Regions from separate parts of the Homo sapiens genome. Here regions 1 and 3 are each linked to region 2. A link is an interaction called in ENCODE POLR2A ChIA-PET data of the cell type or tissue named here. Cell type or tissue: A673. All regions are shown on one strand.

What was found. ChIA-PET counts read pairs that join two places held together with the same protein. Peaks named below come from ENCODE experiments on the same cell type or tissue, not always from the same donor. Only the 100,000 strongest peaks of a DNase experiment are listed, where the experiment ranks them.
Region 1: POLR2A ChIA-PET joins it to region 2 with 10 read pairs; 4 of 35 experiments call an interaction of 5 or more read pairs at or near these places.
Region 3: POLR2A ChIA-PET joins it to region 2 with 18 read pairs; 4 of 35 experiments call an interaction of 5 or more read pairs at or near these places.

The regions. Positions count from the first base shown.
Region 1 is chr11:66,296,173-66,301,172 of GRCh38, forward strand. TMEM151A (transmembrane protein 151A) reads left to right here. Exons shown (of 2, transcript NM_153266.4): 2 at 1-492. Among named protein-coding and RNA genes, the nearest start is that of TMEM151A, 6.8 kb to the left of the region's middle. In A673, no CTCF peak of the experiment used is centred here; no DNase peak of the experiment used is centred here.
Region 2 is chr11:66,464,307-66,469,306 of GRCh38, forward strand. PELI3 (pellino E3 ubiquitin protein ligase family member 3) reads left to right here and starts at 2,599. Exons shown (of 8, transcript NM_145065.3): 1 at 2,599-2,721; 2 at 3,822-3,974; 3 at 4,527-4,598. The coding sequence starts at 3,823. RefSeq lists enhancers at 564-1,065, 1,066-1,565 and silencers at 2,517-2,726, 2,737-3,086. In A673, a CTCF peak has its summit at 3,014; DNase peaks (open chromatin) are centred at 2,405 and 2,995; H3K4me3 peaks cover 1,818 bases; H3K27ac peaks cover 1,532 bases.
Region 3 is chr11:66,333,951-66,338,950 of GRCh38, forward strand. It overlaps RIN1 (Ras and Rab interactor 1), which reads right to left and starts at 2,484. Exons shown (of 10, transcript NM_004292.3): 1 at 2,367-2,484; 2 at 2,028-2,208; 3 at 1,812-1,926; 4 at 1,660-1,732; 5 at 1,457-1,548; 6 at 564-1,301; 7 at 1-274. The coding sequence starts at 2,452. It overlaps BRMS1 (BRMS1 transcriptional repressor and anoikis regulator), which reads right to left. Exons shown (of 10, transcript NM_015399.4): 8 at 4,771-4,835; 9 at 4,293-4,332; 10 at 3,389-3,939. The coding sequence ends at 3,932. RefSeq lists an enhancer at 2,964-3,818. In A673, a CTCF peak has its summit at 2,852 (motif pointing left); DNase peaks (open chromatin) are centred at 2,511 and 2,871; H3K4me3 peaks cover 819 bases; H3K27ac peaks cover 2,885 bases.

The DNA.
Region 1 (5,000 bases), 170 kb before region 2:
CCCTGATAGGCCCCTCCTCCTTGCCTGCCCTCTCTCCCGCTGCTCAGGGCCAGTCACTCCCCCCACATGCAGCTACCCCTACAACCTGGGGTTCCTTCTCAGGGCCTCACCTGGTCCCCACATCCCCTGGCCTCTGCTCCTGCCTCCCAAAGTCCATGTCTGCCTCCATCAGCCACACACACGCAGGGACGCCCGTTCCTTGCCCTCCCGGACTTATCTACTCTTCACTTTCCTGATGATCCATGGGGCCCAGGCCTAGAGGGCATCCGAGGGGCTGGGCCTTGGCCACAGCCTCTTGGATGATGTCCTTGCTCCACCACGCAGGCCCTTGCTTCTCCCATCAACGAGTCTTGGCCCAGGGGACACTGACCCTCCCCCAGGGAGGAGAGAGGAGTTCCTTCCCTTTCAACGAGGGCTTCCACGCCCTCTAAGGGGTGGCGGGGAAGGGAGGAGGCTGAGAAGATGCAGATTAAATAAAGGTATGGAATGGAAGGCCTGTGCATTCCTGGGTCATGGGTCTAAGGCCTCCACTGCAAGCATTATGGGCCCCCATGGTTCAGGGCACGATGAGGGGTTCTGGGAAGGGACTCAGAATTGGGCTCCAGTGTTCCCAGGAACCAAGTAAGCAGAGGAGAGGAAACCTCCCCTGCCTAGCCTGGGGCCTCTGAGACTCAAGTGTGAGGCGCTCTGAGCACCTGGCTCCCCTGACTCCGGTATCTGGGCCTGGGTCACTGCTAAGGCATTGTCAAGGTGGCCCTTGTTCCAGCTCAGTGGGACATTCCACTCTGCTGCTGGGCATGCCGAGGGCTAAGGGAGTGGTGGCCGGTCCCCAAAGTGGGGAGAAAGAGCTATGGTCTGTGACTCGAATTCGGTGCCCCCCCAGCGGCTACTGACATTATCAATCTGAGGGAAAGGGCATGAAGCAGGTCAGAAGACACAAAGCTGGAAAGGGCAGCCCCAAACCAGGGCAGGCTGGCATGGAATCCAAAGGCAGAGAAAACATCAGGGAAAAGGAAGGTCCTGACTCCCTGATGGAGCTCTGAAAGATTCCTGGACGTGGCATTGTCACATGTGCAGCAGTAAAGGGTGTTCACTGTGCAAGGGCAGTGGGCTAAGGGGCAAGCGTGCATGGAATCCAGCCTACAGGCCACTCCCCAAACTCTGGCATGGAGCTACATCCACTTGGAGAAAGGGGACCGTTTTCCTTTTCACGCAAAGGTGGCTTAAGGGCTAGTGGTGGCCCGGGAAGTGTGCTGAGAATGGGTGGATTTCACTAAGCAAAGACATGGCAAGCAATGTCTTGGACAGCCGATGCTGCCCAGACAAAGGCCTGGTTGTCGGGCATGAGCTGAGGTGTGACAAGGAGATAGAAGCAAGAAGCCATGGAAGGCTTTGCTGCAGCTTCCATGCCAAACCCTAGAATTTGTCCTTAAACTGGAGCAAACTGGGCAATCTGGAACCATGGAAGGGGGTTGGGCAGGGACGTGATACAGTCAAGGCTGCATTTTAGGATATTTAGCAAAAGTCCAGCGACCTGCTGGCTCTGTCGGGAGGGTGGAGTGAAAGACCAGAGTTCTCCCTGTGCGTTAACCCACAGCCTCTCTTCTTTGGGTGTGAAATCAGTTCCTCGTTCAGAAGCAAATTAGGTGGAAAACCCTGTGGTGCCCAAACATTCAACAAGGCTGCAGGGGGTGGCCAGGCACAGTGGCTCATGCCTGTAATTCCAGCACTTTCGGAGGCCGGGGCAGACAGATCATTTGAGGTCAGGAGTTTGAGATCAGCCTGGCCAACATGGTGAGACACCCCCCACCCCCGTCTTTACAAAAAATACAAAAATTAGCTGGGTGTGGTGGCGGGCACCTGTGACAGCTACTCAGGAGGCTGAGGCAGGAGAATCGCTTGAACCCGAGAGGCAGAGGATGCAGTGAGCTGAAATTGCGCCACTGCACTCCACCTGAGACTGTCAAAAAAAAAAAAAAAAAAAAAGGCTCCAGCAGGTAGGGAGGCCAGCATGCTGGTTTCAGCTCCTTGCCATGGGAAAGACCCTTTTTCCACCATTCTGCTCTAACACCATAGCCAACAACTGCCCACTGGCCACTCACTGTCCATTCTCCTCCCTTCCCCAATAACAGAACCCCAGTTTTGCTGCAGAAGGCAATGTGCCCAGCTAAAGGGCAACATTTCCAGCCTCCCTGGCATATATGGTATGACTGTGTGGCTGAATTCTAGGATATTAGATATAAACAGAAGGTGCTGGAAGGGATCTCCAAGAATGCCCCTTGAATAGAAGCAGTATTGATGAAGGCCATTTTTGTCCTCTCTGCTTCAGCCTGCATTCAGCCTTGGATGCATATGTGATAGCTGGAACGCCAGCAGCCATCTTGGAGCAGGAAATGACCTTGAAAATTGTAGCCACAGGCTGGGCGCGGTGGCTCATGTCTGTAATCCCAGCACTTTGGGAGGCCAAGGCGGGCGGATCTCGAGGTCAGGAGATCGAGACCATCCTGGCTAACACGGTGAAACCCTGTCTCTACTAAAAATACAAAAAATTAGCCAGGCGAGGTGGCAGGCGCCTGTAGTCCCAGCTACTTGGGAGGCTGAGGCAGGAGAATGGCATGAACCCGGGAGGCGGAGCTTGCAGTGAGCCGAGACTGCGCCACTGCACTCCAGCCTGGGCGACAGAGCAAGACTCCGTCTCAAAAAAAGAAAAGAAAAAGAAAATTGTAGCCACATGCTGAAGACAGCAGAGCAACAAGGGAAAAGATCCTGGGCTTCTGATGACACCATGCAAGTTTCCATGTCATCCCTTGGGTCGCCTACCTCCAGACTTCAATGAGAAAGAGAAATAAACTGTAAGTCTGCTTAAGCCCATTGCTTTTTTTTTTTGTCTCTGTTACCAGCAGCTTTTACCAATTATCTACTGCCACATAACAAATTATCCTAACCCTAGTGGCTTAAAAGAGCAATAATTATTATGCTCTCTCCTGGCTTCTGTGGGTCAAGAACTCAGATAGGACACAATGGGGATGGCTTCTATGCTCCACGACATCCAGGGCCTCTGCTGGAAGACTCAAAAGCTGGGGCTTGAATCATCTGAATGCTCATTCACTCACATGTCTGGCAGTTGATGCTGGCTGAGGGCTGAGGGCTGAGAGCCTAACTAGGGCTGTTGGTGGGAACACCCACACAGGTCCTCTCCAAGCGGCTTGACCTTCCTCATAACATGGTGGCTAGGTTCCAAGAACAAGTATACTGAGAGGGTGAAAGCTGTATTGCACTTTGTGATCTAGCCTCCTAAGTCACATGGCATCACTTCTGCCCCTTTCCATCGGTCAAGGCTACTATGAAGGTCCACTCAGTTTCAAGGGGAGGGAATATAGGATCTCATCTCTCTGTGGAGGCTTGTCAATGTCACATTGTTAGAAAAGCATGCGGGATGGGAGATATATTAGTGGTCATCTTCAAAAATGCAATCAACTGCTGAGCCAAATGCCATTTGCCATTCCTAACTGATTGATACCTGTAAAGTGATCTGCAAAATGAACACCAAGCTCTTTATAGTGCTGGTTTAAGGAAGGAAGGTGGTGGCATGTCAGATATGGGCCTGCTCAGGGCAAAGTGAGCTGCTCAGATCATTTATGGGGACCTTCAGGCCTATGGTAGATTAAATATGGCCACAAATTCTTTGCCACTCCTCTCCTCAAGAGGTGGAATCAGGCCGGGCACGGTGGCTCACGCCTGTAATCCCAGCACTTTGGGAGGCCAAGGCAGGTGGATCACTTGAGGTCAGGAGTTCAAGACCAGCCTGGCCAGCATGGTGAAACCCCAACTCTACTAAAAATACAAAAATTAGCTGGGCGTGGTGGTGTGCACCTGTAGTCCCAGCTACCTAGGAAGCTGAGACAGGAGAATCACTTGAACCCAGGAGGCAGAGGTTGCAGTGAGCTGAGATCACGCCACTGCACTCCAGGCTGGGCAACAGAGCAAGGCTCCATCTCACAAAAAAAAAAAAAAAAAAGAAAAGAAAAGAAGTGGAATCTGTTCGCCCTTTAAATCTGGGCTGGACTTGTGATTTGCTGTGACTGATTGGATGTGAGGGAAGAGATGTTGGCCCACTTCTGAGGCTAGGCCTCAAGGACTCTCGCAGCTTCCACCTTTGCCCTCTTGCAATCCTGAGACCACCATCTGTAAAGATGTCCAGCCAAGCCTCCTGACAGATTTGAGGCTGCGTGGAGAACTGAGGCCCCCAGCCAAGAGCCAGCATCAGCTCCAGATATGGGATGACAGAGGCCATCTTAGACACTGTAGCCCCACTTGAGCCGCAGATGACAGGAGCCTCAGGAGTGACCCAAGGTGAGACCAGCAGATGAACTACCAAGCTGATCCCAGCCCAGACTGCTGTCCTATAGAATGAGGGGAAATAAATCCTTGTTTTAATCCACTACATTTTGGAGTGATTTGTTACATGTTACATGATCACTGTCACAAGGCTCTAAACCCACCTGCACCTCATGAGGGAGGGCACTGGGCCTGCACAGCCAGGAAGAGGAGGGACCCAGAAGCCCCATTGTTTGATGGACAGCTCTCAGCTCACAATCTCCTGATGGGAGATGGGGTGGCCACGTGTTCAGACTCTCTTGGAGTCAACATCAAGCCAAGGTGTTCTGTTCTAAACCGTTCTCAAGAGAAGAATTCATGCCTGAGAAGGGGTGCAAAGCCTGGCTCCCAAACCCCAGCGGCCTCTGCCTCTGCTCTCTCCTGACATAGGCTACCCACAGCATGGCAGGAACAGAACCTGTAATTTCCACCCCTACCACCATCTGCTCCTCTCTGTCTTCCATCTCAGGAAATAGAGCTACCATTCAGCCAGTTGCCTAAGCCAGGCACCAGCACGGCAAGCCTCTTCTTTTTTTTTTTTTTTTTTGAGATGGAGTCTCACTCTGTCGCCCAGGCTGGAGTGCAGTGGCCAATCTCAGCTCACTGCAAGCTCCGCCTCCCGG
Region 2 (5,000 bases):
ATATACACCATGGAATACTATGCAGCCATAAAAAATGATGAGTTCATGTCCTTTGTAGGGGACATGGATGAAGCTGGAAACCATCATTCTCAGCAAACTATCGCAAGGACAAAAAACCAAACACCACATTTTCTCACTCATAGATGGGAATTGAACAATGAGAACACATGGACACAGGAAGGGGAACATCACACACCGGGAACCGTTGTAGGGTGGGAGGAGGGGGGAGGGATAGCATTAGGAGATATACCTAATGCTAAATGATGAGTTAATGGGTGCAGCACACCAACATGGCACATGTATACATATGTAACAAACCTGCACGTTGTGCACATGTACCCTAAAACTTAAAGTATAATAATAATAAAATTTTTTAAGAAAGAAATAAAGTTTCTATTTTATTCCTTTCTTTGAACCAACAGGGACAAGATCTAGATTGAAGAGAGAAAAGGGAGGGTTGACAAAGGAATTTCAAAGCAATACTGCAAAATCCTATTCACCACAAGTATCATTATTATTCCCATTTTACACATAAGGAAACTGAAGCTTAGTGAGATTAAGAAGCTGGAGTTCTTGGAGCAGAGCGCTGGATTTAGAGCCAGAAGCCAAGGTTGGAACTTAGGCATCTGCTACTGGTGTCCTAACTCTCCCTTCCTCTCCCTTACTTGGGCAATCCTGGTGTCGGGCCCACCTCAGCCTCCCTGAGGCCTGATGGTCTGGCTGTGCCACCATGCAGCTCCAATCCCAGTACTGCCCCAGGAGAAATCCCTGCCTCCTCCTCCAGTGAGTCTTGGTGATCCCTCTCAGACCTTCCTCCATGCAGTCCAGTGTCAGGTGGAAGCACTGGGGCTCCTGTGAAGCATCAGCTCCACATCTGCCTGGCTTGTGACCTGGGGCAAGTTTCTTCTTCTGCCTGAGCCTCAGCTTCCTGGTGTGTAAATTGGGGATTATAACAGGGATTCAGTATATATTCACTGAGGACCTGCTCTGGCAGGCAATGCATTAAAAGCTGGGGGTACACAAGGGAGTGAGGCTGTCCCAGGGTCCCCGTGCACACCCAGCACAATGGACGCCTCTGGTGGCATCAGTGAGGGCAGCTATCCTGTGTCACAGGGTTTGTGTGACCTGCAGCCAGCAGCCCAGCGGTCTGGTGGTGTCCTGCTTGGTGGAAGTCTCGCAGGGAGATTCTCTGTGACTAACGAGTGTCTTTTCCCCTAAAGGATGTGCCGTCGGCTGCTTTCTTGTTTCATCTAGCCGCTGGGCCCCAGAACAGTTGGCAAAGCAGTTGGTATCTTTGGCTATTTTTAGGTGGAGGAGTTAGCGGGGTGGATATAGTAGGGCCCCAGGGGAGTCTGGTAGATGGGGAACTTCAGGTGCAACAAGTTTGTGGGGGTGGGAGTGGCAGCGGCTCCCTCTCAGGAATGTTTAGGCAAACTAAACATGCATCCTTCATAATGGAAGTCAAAAGCCACCTCCTCTGTGCAGTCTTCCTTGATTTTCTCATTAAACACCCCCACCGCCCCCCACAAGACCAAAGACTTGATCTGGAACTATAATCCAGCCTTTATAGTTCCAGACCAAGAGTACTGAGCAATAGGGACCTTACCTGATGCAGACAAGGTTTCTCTTCTGCACCTCTGAGGCTCCATCCCTAGTCAGAACGACAAGGTACGAAGTTAGGAGTTGAGACTGAAGCCACTCATACAGCTGAGATTCTCTCTTGGCCCGTTTCTAGCAAACTACAACAAGCAAGTCACTTTTGTAAATCTATTTCCTCATCTGTAAAATGGGCAACTATCGTGCCTGCCTCCCAGGATTAAAGTAAAGGGTTTAATTTGCTCAAAGCACAGCGCACAGCGCCTAACGTAGACTGATAGATCTCTCGCAAGCCCCAGGCCCAGAAGGGGCGGTGCTCCCCCAAAACTCTCTTTCCTTTGCAGCACAGCGGGGGGTGTGTGCATCCTGGCGGAGGGGAGGGGACTGAGGGGAGGGGAATGGGGGGTGCCCGAGCTGGGCTGGAAGACAGGTCTGCGACTCTGGTCAACTGCAGCTGCTTTCCCCGGCCTCCACCGCTGCCGCACACCCCCTTTGCCTTTAGCATTTTCCTCCTCTCCTCTAATTGCGTGGCGTCCCCAGATGGTAGGCGGGGTGTCGGAGCTGGGGGTGCGTAGTCCCGGGCCTAAGGCTAGGGAAGGGGCCTCCAGCGCCGTGTGAGGGCCCTGACCGACAGTGGGGAGGGGCGCCCATGTCTCTGGGAGAACCCCGGAGTCCCCGGAAATGGAGGCGGAGTTTGGGGAGTCTGAAATGGGGGAGGGGTCGTGTAGACTACGGGGGAGTCCTGAGCCGGCTAGGAGGGGCAAGGGAGTCCCTCAGACGGAGTGGAGAGCGGGGCTTCCCTGGTCAGAGGGCGGTACCAGGGGAAGGGCGTGGTCTCCTGCGAAGGGGCGGAGCTCCGCCTACGAAGGCTGAGCATCGCCGCAAGAGGCGGAGTCTGGAGCGAGGCGGAGCTCTCCTAGGGGCGGGGAAAATGGGGCGGGGCCTCCGGACAGGGGGCGGAGCGTGGCTGTTCGCGCTCATCCCCCTCCCCCGGCCCTGGGTGTCCCCGTGACGAGGCAGCGCGGAGCCGCCGCGGGCCGGGCCCATCCCGCCGCAGCGGCCCGGGGCCGAGCAGGGGCTAGGCGGGGAGGGAGCGGCGCCCAGCGGGGCCCGGAGCGTGGCCAGGTGAGGCCGCCGGGGCGGAGGGGGCGGGGGCTGCGCCAGGCGGGCCCCGGCGGGCGCGGGGGGCGTGTTTGCGTGTCTGGGGGTGGTGGAGGGAGTGGGTCCGAGGGCGGGCGCCGGTGGCTGCTGCGCGCCCGCGCGTCCCTGCGGTCGCGGGTGCGGGTGGTCTCTGCGCCGTCCGGGCCCGGGGCGTGCGGGGCCGTGCACGCGCGCGTGTTGTGCGGAGGGGCCGCCGGGTGTGGACCTGCGTAGGTGCTGGGCCGCGGTTCCCGTTCTGCCCGCCCGGGGCGCAGGGCGCGGGCCTGCCCCGGCGCGGTCCCTCTGGCGCGGGGATGTTTTCCAAACGGGCTGCCTGCGGGAGACGGCTGTGCTGCAGCCCGAGCTCGAGGGGGGAGCGCCGCCTCCGCAGGCCTCCTGAGACCCGGGCGGCTGGGGACGCAGACAGACACCTGAGGGAGGGAAGAGCGCGCACCCAGGAGGAGTCTATTGGCCTACCCGCAGGGGGAGGCCGAGATGGGGAGACTGAGGCAGATGGTGAGGCGGAGGCGGGCAGACAGGCAGAGATGGGGAATGGGGGGAGAGAGACGGCAAAAAGGACAGCGGCTGGGAGGACAGAGAGTCATTGAGAAAGCAGATGGACAGACAGAGGCCTAGACCTCAAAGGGGCAAGAAAGATTCAGATGGACAGGTAGATTCAAAGAACCTGTCAGAGAGGCTAAATCAGAGGTCCAGAGGCTAAGAGCTATAAGCAGGAACTGAGTCTGAGATGAGGGGTAACGGCCCCCAACTCATTGGGTGCCCCGCTTTGAAGCACATCCCAGACTGGGATCTTGGCCAAAAAGCAGCCTCTGGCCACCCCAAGTTGGTCCATCTCTTTGGCACCACTGAATATCCTGACTCTCTTCACTGTGCCACCCCTCCCTGGTATCCCAGCAACCTCGGGCAGTTTAGAGGAGGCAGAGGGGAAGTGGTTGCCATAGCAGTAGAGGCGGTGAAAGGTCACCCTTGCCTTAGCCTAGGCGGCCCTGCAGCAGGCTGCAGCTGGAATTGAGCCGGGCTGGGGTGGGAACCTACAAAGCTCTTTTCTCTCCCACTCTGCCCAGAATGGTGCTGGAAGGAAACCCTGAAGTGGGGTCCCCCCGAACCTCAGACCTCCAGCACCGGGGGAACAAGGGCTCTTGCGTTCTCTCCTCTCCCGGTGAAGATGCGCAGCCAGGCGAGGAGCCCATCAAGTATGGTGAACTCATCGTCCTGGGGTGAGCATCCCTGGCCTAGAAGGGGTGAAGCACCAGACACCCACCCAACGCAGCCAGAACAAGGGCCCGACCCCTCCTCCCCCCACATAGGGCCTTCAGCTGTTTGTCCCTCCTCACCTTCCTAGCTGAAAGACAAAATTGACCAAACCCACCTCAATTCATAATTATTATTTTATCTTCCCATTTTTCACAAAGTACTGTGACAACTCTAACCACCCAACTTCCTGATCAGATGAGAAAAATGTTAACACCAGCTGCCTTTCCTAAAGCACCTAGTGTGTGTGGTGTGGGGTGAAGAACTCTGGTTCTCCAGCAAAACTGCTTGGTTCAAATCCTGCCTCTGCAAGTTGCTGAACTTCCCTGTGCCTCTGTTTCCCCTGTTTTGCAAATGGGGATGATAATAATCCCTTCCTCAGAGGGTTGTTGGAAGAAATGAATGAGGTGATTTCTGTAAAGTACATAGAACAGCGCCTAGCACATATCGAGTGTTCTGGGAGGCAGGCCTGTGCCAAGCCCTTTCATGGACATTATTTCATTTCAATCTTCACAAAGATGCTGTGAGGAAGGAGGTGAGGAAACCGAGGCTCAGAGAGGGGAAGTGACTGGCCCAAGGGCACACAGCTGGTAAGTGGCAGGGCTGGGATTTGGACCCAGGTCTTTCTTACTCTAGGTCTAGTGCGCTTTCACTAAGCCACAGCTGACCCTCACACTACAGATGAGAAAGCCAAGGCCAGGAGAGAGGAAGCAACGTGATCTGGCGGCCTGGCCAACCTCATCCCTTCCTGGTCTTTGCCTGACCAGGATCCCTGCACCATCCACTCAGATCTTTCCCCAGGGACAGACCCTCTTCCTCCTCCCCCATCTGGATCTCCTTTTGGCCTCTCTTTGCCATCAGTCCTAAAGAAACTATTTGATAAGCTATATTATCATTAAGATTTTTTTTTAATGGCTGTTTGTTGACACATGCTTTAAAAAAAAAAAAAGCAGTAATAGTGAACACTTATCAAGGGCTTCCTATAAATATGC
Region 3 (5,000 bases), 130 kb before region 2:
TTGCAGGCCTGCAGGAGCCGCTTGACCTGGGCGCTGGGTGAGTAGGTGCGGAGCAGCTGCAGCAGCTTCTGGCGCACTTGCTCCAACTCTACTGGGGAGGGCAGGCTCAGGTGGGACCCGAAGGCTCCGGGGCCCTGGGCCCGGGCCAGGCGGAGGCCCTCAGCTAGGCGGCCCAGGGAGCCGTCTGCGGCAAGCCGGCGCCGCAGGCGGGCTGCCAGGATGGGCCGGAGAGGCTTGAGCACAGAGCAATGCAATGACTTCTCCAGGACATGTTCTGCCGGAGGGACAGGGAGGGGTCAGGGGAAGACTGGGGGTATGGGGGGCAGAGGCAAGGGGAGAAGGGAGCAGGGGTAGAATCGGGGAGGAGAGGCAAGGAAAGCAGGAGGAGGTAGCCTGGGTGAGACGGAAGAGTTGGGGGAGAGAGGGGATGGAACTCTCTCGAACAGTGGTAAGACAAGATGGATTTGTAAAGCAGCAGAACAGAATCAGACAGGCTGGCGCTGTGGAGGGGAGCAGAGGGTCGGATGGGGCAGTGCTGGAGCTATGGAGAGACGGAGCCTCACCCAGCCTCTTAGGCGACAGCAGCTTCTCAGGGCCCAGCTCCGCACTCAGCATGGCCCGGGCCCGGCTCAGCGCCTGACGGATGCCCTGCAGCTCCTGGGGCTCGGGCCCAGCCCGCACCTGGGTCAGTAGGTCCTGCACCAGCTGGCCCGCGGCTGTGTGTCGGTCCTGCATCAGTGCTGCCGCAGCCCGGCCCACCTGCCGCTCCGGTGCCAGTAGGGAGCAGAAGGCGGCGCTCATGGACCGAAGCAGAGGTCGTCGGCGGCCCAGGTGGGGTGAGGTCGCTGGGCTCCCCCGGGACCCTGGCACCCCCTCCTCCTCGGAGCTGCTGGGGGAGCCGCAGTCCACCTCTTGGAGGGAGGGCATAGGCGGAAGGCTAGGGCCACTGCCTGCTGGCACGCGGTACCCCACTGAGCTCTCCCTCCGTAGCAGCTGGCAAGGGGGCAGCCGCTCTGTCTGGCTGGGGACTGCCCCTGGCAGCACGGGGACGGGGGGAGGTGGCACGGCAGGTGGAGACAGGGGGCTGGAGGTCTCTGTGGACACGCGCACTTTGAAGCTTCTCTTGAATTTCTCCCGCTTGGTGGGCCCTAGGTCCCCCGGGAACAGGGGGTTGAAGAAGCACAAGGCGGCTCCGGTGCCCTGGTCCAGCTCTTGAGGGGACCGGGCCTTCAGCTGGGGCAACACTGGGCCTCCAGCCGGGCCCCGCTGAGCCTTGATGTTGAGGGAGGAGCTCCAGAACTCTAGGGAACAAGAAACCGACTGGGGCCTCCGGGACTGGTTAGGGGAAGTTTCCCAACCAAGGCAAGGCAGGGGCTTCGGGCGGTGTGCTGCGAGCCTTGCCTTCCCCTCGGCCTCAGCTTGTTCATCTGTGCAATGGGTGGCAGGAAGCCCTTACCAATGCCCAGATGGGAGATGGCCTCCAGCTCTTTGTGAGTGGCTGCGTGGTGGATGGCTCTGGGGAGCTGCAGCGGGAGGAGAAGGATGTCCCTGAGGCCAGAGAGGGGAGCAGAAGGGAGTGAGGGCCGAAGAGGGCGGGAAGGATGGGCTGTCCCAAGGAGCAGGGCCCGTGGACACCAGGCACCCTGCGGGCAGACTCACCGGGTGTGGCAGTAGGCACAGATGAGCTGGACTAGGTCTGGGAACATGAGCTCCGAGCCCTCCAAGGAGACGCCTGAGAGAGGAGGGAAGTGAGGTGCTTCTCTGGGGAACCTCCCTGCTTCCAGCCCCTTCCCGCCAGGCCAGCCCCTCACCGCCAGGGCTCTCCAGGATGTAGTGGCTGGAGACGAAGGAGGGGCCACTGGCTTCAGGCAACCGCATGCACAGGGCCTGGCACTGGCGGGTGTTAGATTTCCGCACGAGGAACGTCTGCAAGTGGATAGGGCTCAGGCAGCTCAGGACCTTGGCGTCCCATCCCTCTCCCTCCCACCCCTGGCTGGCCAGTCCCTGGAGTGTGGGGCAAGACTCACCCCCGGGGGCTCGGTCCTCAGCATGTGCAGTGCGGCCGCTGCGTTGGCTTGCAGCTGCAGCCACACGGGCCGGGTGAGCAGCAGGCGCTCCCGCAGGCTCACAACGCGCCCCGGCCGCTGCGGCCCGCCTGCCTGCCCGCCGCTGGCATTGGGCACGTCATACAGTGGGTCCTGGGCTGGCCTGGGGGCAGGCACCCAGATCTGAGCAGGGAGCCAGGGGCTGGGACCCTTGCTCTCCTCTTCCCCACTCCCGGGTTTCCCACTTTCTCTATCCCCGGATAGGCCCTCCTCTCGCAGCCCCTCCCTGCCCCACCTGGCTGCCCTGCCAACTTCACTAACTTTTCTCTCGCCAGGTGCCCAGTAGTGAAGCTGGACGGGCTGGGGGCTCCAGGAGAGCCCGCGCCTGACTCTCCAGGGCTTTCCATGGCTGGGAGCTCCTTCGCTTCAGGAAGAGAATCCAGTCCCAAGGCAAGGCACGCACATCCCCAGTGAGTAACACTTCCTGAGGGCGGTCCGCCTGTCACACCCGCCAGTTAACTCTTGTGTGTCCACCCTGCCTGGCCAGTGCCCGCCTCCTCTGTTCTGGACCCTGCTTTGGGGGTCAGGGGTCCCCTCCATGCTAGCCCTGCTCTGAGGGCCCCAGCTGGGGGATGCCACCTCCACACACGGCCTCCTGCAGCCTCACCAGCTACTCACATTGCACACGTGGGCGGGAAGTGGTTAAGCGGCCTCAGTCCCCACAGGCCCCAGCCATGCTCTGGGGGCACCTTTGGCTCTGTGGTCAGTTGCTCATCTGCCCCTGGCCTCAGGTCAGCCTTGTGGGAGAGCACCCTCTACTGTCCATAGATGACTCATTCCTGAACCTGGGTTTTAGGATTTTAGGTTGCCATGGAGAAAATATGCCATGTCTCCATGGAAACCAACCTATTTGCTTAACTGAGGTTCTGGGGGTGGTTCTGACACTCAGTGCTAACCAGGGGGAGTCTGGCTGTGAGGTCGTCAGCACATGGCGGTGCTGCCGGCTGCCTCCCACGCACGCAGGCTCTGCCAGCCTGCCTTGCCAATCTGCCAGGCAACTGGGACAGGTGCAGACATGACCCAGGCTCCAAGCACACGCATCCACCCTCCCCGCCGAGGCACTCTCCCGGTGCCATATGTTGACTCTGCCCAGCGCCAGGCAGCCCAGCGCCCACCTCCCCCTCCCCAGCCTGGCCCCACGCACAGTGCTCTAGCCTCTGCTGGGTAGTGTGAGGAGTGGCAATCTGCAGGCACCCTAGAAGTCGGCCTGGTTCAGGTGCTCCCCACGGGAGCCCTGATTCTCTTGCAAGGTAAATCACACACACACACAGGGCACGCCAGAGTCCCAGGAAAGGTTTTAATTCCAGTCCTTGGAATCTGAGAAGCAGACACCAAGAACTGCCCTGAGAACACCTGGGGGGCCTGGCATCTTGCCTCCAGATCCAGCCAGGGTGGACAGACCCCCAGATAATCACGTCTGACTCAGAGTTCCCGCACAGTGGAAACTGGCTCCCTGGCCCTGAGGCCGGACAGCCTGCATCCAACATCAGCAAGAGGATGTGGCTTTGACTTCGGCTGTCTTCTCTGTCAGGGGAGCCCCAAGAGATGGATCTTCAGGAGTGGGAGGTGGCAGGCGGCTCAGGGATGGAGACAGCAGCCTTGCCTGGTCAGGTCAGCTCCACGGCCACAGCTGTGCAGGCCTCGAGGAGGGCAGAGGAGGAGTCCAGGCCAGTGCCAGATGGAGTGGGAGGGCCCAGCAGCACCACAGGAGCCTGGCTGGGCAGACCCTGAGGGGCCTGTGGGTCCGCCTGTCTGCAGGAGGAAGACGAGAATCCTGGGTGCAGTGCCAGCTGCTCTGAGGGTCCCCCTGGCTGTGAACAGCAGGGTCAAGGTCCTGTGCATATGTGGGAAGAAGAAAACTGTCACCAGTTAGGAAGCTGAAAGGAAGGAGGCAGCCACTTACTGAGTGGCTTTGGGCTGGCCCAGAACAGGCCTCCTGGGCAGCTCCACAGCCCTCCCTGACCCCTCCTGAGTGGGAGCTCCATCAACCCAGAGCTTCCCCAGCCCCATCCTGGTTCCTGCTCCTCAAACTCCCACAAGCCCCTCAAATCTAGACCATCCTAACTTTCTTGAGCCACTGATTCTGACACAGTCACAGCCTTTCTCTGGGCTCCTTCCTGGAAGCTGAGCTGAGGAAAGGTGATGGCAAGGGGGCAGGGAAGGCCATGCAACAGCCATGGTTCTTACCATCCGATTTTCTCTTCTGAGGGGACACAGCTGCCCTAGCCTGGGTGGGTGAGAAGAAAAGCTCCCCTGAGAGCCCACCTCCAGCTTGGCAATCCCTGCCCCACCCCCCACCTCTGTGGCTTGTGGGCTGTTGCCTCAGTGCTGTGCCCCCAGGACCGGGAGCATAGGCCCCACCCAGGCAGAGCTCCCATGCTCCTGACTGCTGGCCAGCTCAGCGGCTCTCCCGCCTCCCCGCCACCCTCCCACCCCATCAAAACCTGCCCCAGAACGGGAAGGGGCTGACACAGACTAGAAATCCCTTTTCCCAGGGCCGCCTTGAGCAAGAGGACTTGTGAGCCAACTGCGATCCAGGGACTCTGGGCTGAAGATGGGGAAGCCTTGGTGAGCAGAGAACTCCCAGGCCTGCAGATGGCAGAGCTGCTGCCAGGGTGGGGGGCCCTGAGGTGGGGCAGGTCACGTGGGCAGCAGCGGCCCCCACCTTTTTGATGGCTGTCCAGTCCTCCAGGATGTCGATCTCTTGAAGCATGTACACGATGTATGGGCCTGTGGTGGGGGTCAAGGAAGCCTAGTGGAGGTGGCAGGTGACGAGGGCAGGGCCACCCACCTGACATTCAGGAGTGGGGGTACAGCGGACAGCATGGAGTGGGAGCTGAGGACCTGGGTCCGAGGTCAGGTTCCACCTCCTACCTCTTAACCCCCTGGTTCCAG